2 separate regions of the Homo sapiens genome follow, and region 2 is linked to region 1. The links are chromatin loops, found by intact Hi-C in ENCODE. Cell type or tissue: PC-3. All regions are shown on one strand.

Region 1 (2,500 bases):
GGCTGGATGGAAATTCTGTTAACTAAGAGACTAATATATTTGTTAAGTAGCCCTGTCATGGTGAGAAAACCACCTTAGAAAGGCTTGTTCCTGCTCTTTTGAAAACTGGCAAATAGAATCAGTGCCATTTCAGAGAAGATTCAACTTAGGACTTTAAAAAGACATGGTAAAATTACATAACACAATCATAGTAGATTATTTGAATTAAAAAACAAGAACAAAGCAATTGTTTAATGACATTTAGAATGAGATGGGAAGGAGTAATAATTGAATACTCTGCAATGGCTCAAAGGTAGTTTTCTGGGAGAAATAATAGAAGATTTCAAAAGCATAGCTGACTTTGGGATGAGAATAGGGAAATGACTTAGAAATCCATTCCCCCTTGGGTACTCTTCCTTTAGATGTAACTAAGCAGCTTTCTACAAAATAGGGTATATTTCTGTCTGAGTATATTTAGAAGATACAGTCTAGTGAATTCAAGTTTAATAACATTGAAAGAATAGTAAATACTTGAAAATCAATTAAGTAAAATGTCTGCATTTTTTATTAGAAGTTGTATGGGACCTTGCAGGTCAAGTTGAATAACTGCATATGAAGGGTCTTATAACTGAGGACATTCACTAAATCTTTTTACATTTCAGGATGAATTTCATTCACGGTTGCGTTTTAATCGGAGAGGACTGGTTGCCATGGCAAATGCTGGTTCTCATGATAATGGCAGCCAGTTTTTCTTCACACTGGGTCGAGCAGATGAACTTAACAATAAGCATACCATCTTTGGAAAGGTTAGTGTCCAGTGATTTTAAACCTGTGGTTCAGTTTTTGGTTTTATGTTATTCCTTAGACTTCTAAGATACATATGATTAACTTATCTAAGAGCTACCTTTGTAAAAACATTCCATAGGATATGTTTATTATTTTCAAAAATGATGGAATATATTCCTAATATAGTGCACTATGAGGGAGCATCTAAGTTCTTTTTGGATCTTTCAATTCAGTCATTAGTTGTGACTTTAGTGTATTCCTTCTTTAAAATCATAGTAATGGTATGAGCTAAAATGTGCCACTTAGCCAATATTGATTTTACACTTTTGGAAGGACATTTAGGTAATAATATTTAGTAGTTTACAGTTTATTTTCTTAATGATGGATTTTCTTAAGTTTAAAGTGGAATTTGTGTTGACATTGAAACTTCTTACTGTAAATATTACTTTGAATAGTACCTATTTAATCCTGCTCACATTTAATGTCATATTAGGGAACGTCCTTTCTATAGAATTTTTAACAATTCCCTTTAAAAAGGGATTCTGAAGGTTTTCTTCTCTCACTCTTCTCCATTCTCATAAATATGTTTCTATATGTTTTAAGTCTTAGGCATATCGGACATCACTAGTGCATCAGCGCCCTCTGCTGGTTCAGTAAGAATGGTTTCCCCATATACTGGGCAAAACTGGATTTTTGTGGTGATGAAAGGGAAAAAAACAAATTCAGTACAATTGGAAAGCTGGTGTTGTTTTAAAACTCTTGAAAAACACTGAATGAAAGGAATCACACTAAAACTATATGTTGCAATGTTGTTGGTTAATACTTATTAATAACAGTGGGTTAGGAAATATGCATTGGCACATTCTTTTGAGCCACTCCAGCACAGCCTGTCTGATGTTTATAGATTCCCTCCATTTATTCCTTAAAAATAAGAGTGTGTAATAAAATGAGATTTAAGTTGCCATTCTGCATCAGTTTTTACAATTGGGTTATATAACTAACACATCAGAGACAATGTGTAGCATAGTTAGAAGTTAGAAAGGCCATCACTGTTGGTTTTATACCTTCTTTGATCCTCATTTTTCTTATCTGTAGAAGGATAATATTAGTTCCTACTTTTAGGTTGTTTGTGAGGATTAAATGAGATAATGTCTCTAAAGCATTTACCACATTGTTATTGTTATTTGCTTATTTTATCCTATTCCAAAGTTTAAATTTGTTTATGATGTTTGAATGAAAAGTTGTCATTCAGTAGGAGATTATTTGGCATTATATTATTAATAAAAACTTACATTAAATATATATTGGAAATTTCCAAAAAACTTATTGGGGGATTGAACTCCATCCATGCTTTTCTCCTTTAAGATAAAGTTGCTTTATTTGCATTATTAAATGCATATATTTTTATGTAATCACATGAAATTTTCTTTTAATTATTTGAAAGATGTTTTCAAAGGTTTTCTCTTAATTCAAAGGATGAGTGCAATAATTTTCAATTACATTATATTTTTAATTTGATAGGTTACAGGGGATACAGTATATAACATGTTGCGACTGTCAGAAGTAGACATTGATGATGACGAAAGACCACATAATCCACACAAAATAAAAAGCTGTGAGGTAGGAGCATGATTATTACGAGATACAGCACTTACATTGTCGTTTAAGAGGAATTGATTCTTAGTATTTTTAAACTATTGGATTAAGGCTTTATACTATGTTAACATCACAACTC
Region 2 (2,500 bases), 550 kb before region 1:
TTCAAGGCCAGCTGGAGCAACATAGTGAGACCCCCATCTCTACAAAAAATGTATACTTAGCTGGGCATGGTTATGCAAGCCTATAGTCCCAGCTACTGGAGAGGATGAGGTGGGAGGATCGCTTGAGTCCGGGAGGTTGAGACTGCAGTAAGCCATGATGGTACCATTGCACCCCATCCTGGATGACAGAACAATACCCTGTCTCAAAAATAAAATAAAATGCCAAATTTGAGAGCGTTGTTATCTATGAAGGGGAAGGAGAATGTAATCTGGAATGCTATTAATTATGTTTTATTTCTTAAGCTGGGCAGTATTATCACAGATGTTATTTTCTGTTCTATTTTATGTCTCCAGTATTTTGTAAAACGTTAAAAAAATCATTATAAGTCATTACCCTAATATTATACCCTTTTTATTCATTTCTTGGTGCAGAAGCTTAGATCACTCACCTTTGTTCTCCTTGTAAAGCCAGAGGGAAAATCTCCAACAGACCATATAGCCAAGTATTATTTTACCTAAGAGGCCCAATTTCAAAATAATGCTTTTAAGATAATCTATCAGAATAAAAATTGAATGATAATCCATGACCAAAACTTTCTATTACTGCTTTTTTTTTTTTTTTTTTTTTTTTGAGACAAGGTCTCACTCTGTCACCCAGGTTGGAGTGCAGTGGCGTGATCTCGGCTCACTGCAACTTCTGCCTCCTTAGCTCAAGTGATCCTCTCACCTCAGCCCCCCAAGTAGGTGCAACTACAGGCACACATCACCAAGCCCAGCTAAGTTATTGTGTATTTTTTGTAGAGATGCGGTCTCACTATATTGCCCAGGCTGGTCTTGAATTCCTGGACTCAAGTGACTCAGCCACCTCAGCCTCCCAAAGTGCTGGGATTACAGGCTTGAGGCACTGCACCTGGCCTAAAACTTTCTACTAAAAAATAATTACATATCTGTGCTGTCCTGAAATATGCTATTTAGCTCTTAAATTCTGTACTTTTGTGACCCTCTCTGAAGTGCTGGTTTATTAACGGTGAAATGGATCATCTTGTTTTTCAACACTAGAGGGCACCAAATTCTCTTCTAGAGCAAAACAATCAATGTTTTCCACCAAAGAACTTCATTTACTAGGGTAGAATATGGATTGGTATATTTTCAGTCGTTTGATAACCAAAAACGTAAGAGATTTTGTGCTTTATGATAAAGGGTTTAGAGAATCATAGTAAGGCTTTCTCTTGCTATGAATCTGTCTCTAGCTAAGAATCTGTCAATGCTTTTGCTAAACTGCTTTTCAGGAACATTTATTGTATGTTTGTCCAGAGGGAATAAAACAGCTACTCTGGGTTAATGCTTGGGATAACTTATTTTTAAGGGTTAGGGTTAGACACATCGTTTATTCTGGTTTTAAGTTTCAGGTAGCATGTGCAGTTTTCTGAAAATAGGCATTTCCCCTAAATTCAGGATAAAATCAATAGCCGGTATTGTGCTTCAGTGTGAATTGGGGTGCTGGTAGAGAGGAGTGAAATGATGTTAGCTAGTAGGTTACAGTGAGCCATTCATATACATTGATGTTTAGCAGAGTTTCTTAACTTGGGTTTGATAAATCATCCTTTTATTCTTCAATAAAAGTGATTGGAACAAGGTCACACCAGTCAATGACTTCTTGTCACTAATTATACCTTTTTTTGTCCAATTAAAACATTTAAAGATATTTTTGCATTGTACATTAAATTATTTCTGGTTGCTGAATTTTTCTCCTTTTATCTCTAGCCACAACAATGGGTAGTCTATTTAGGTTGTCTAATCTGTAGGAAATACAAATGAGGCAACTTCTATAAAGCAGCAGCATAATCCAGTGAGATAAATGCCAAGCATGTATTTTAAGGAAATGAAGGTACTAGCACTCTCTGTGTACTTTGATACTATGTTCATTTGCTATTGCCACTGTCACAAATTACCACAAATTAAGTTGTTTAAAACACACACATTTATTACAGTTCTGTAGGTAAGAAGTTGGAAATGGTTGTCATTGGACTAAAATCAAGGTGTTAGCAGGATTGCATTTCTTTCTGCAGGCTCCAGGGGAGAGTCTGTTTTCTTGCCTTTTCTGGCATCTAGAGTCTGAACCTTGGCTCATACAAAACTTCCATATTCAAAGCCAGCAGTAGCTGGTTGCATCTTTCTCACAATGTCATCTCTTTGTTTCTGACTCTTGTGTCTTCTTTTTCCTCATTTAAGGACCCTGTGATTACACTTGGACCCACCCACTTCAATCATGATAATCTCCTTATTTTAATGTCAACTAGTTAGCAGCCTTAATTCCATTTGCAATCTTAATTCCCCACTGCCATTTACAGGTTCCAGAGATTAGGATGTGGGCCTCTTTGAAGTGGGGAGGGAAATATTATTCTGCTTACCACAGATAGTTTTGGTGGAATTCTTGAGTCAGGCCAACCTTGAAAGAGAAGAGGTAGCTACTATTTACAGGTCTTGACAGCTTCTAGAA

What was found. Peaks named below come from ENCODE experiments on the same cell type or tissue, not always from the same donor. Only the 100,000 strongest peaks of a DNase experiment are listed, where the experiment ranks them.
Region 2: it touches region 1 in a loop (14-fold over the local background); 16 of 110 quality-filtered maps call a loop at or near these places.

Annotation. Positions count from the first base shown.
Region 1 is chr5:64,783,195-64,785,694 of GRCh38, forward strand. CWC27 (CWC27 spliceosome associated cyclophilin) reads left to right here. Exons shown (of 14, transcript NM_005869.4): 4 at 642-785; 5 at 2,287-2,385. Among named protein-coding and RNA genes, the nearest start is that of CWC27, 16 kb to the left of the region's middle. In PC-3, a CTCF peak has its summit at 1,408 (motif pointing left); a DNase peak (open chromatin) is centred at 1,397.
Region 2 is chr5:64,228,309-64,230,808 of GRCh38, forward strand. All of the region lies in intron 5 of RNF180 (ring finger protein 180), which reads left to right. Among named protein-coding and RNA genes, the nearest start is that of RNF180, 64 kb to the left of the region's middle. In PC-3, CTCF peaks have their summits at 1,067 (motif pointing right) and 1,268; a DNase peak (open chromatin) is centred at 1,063.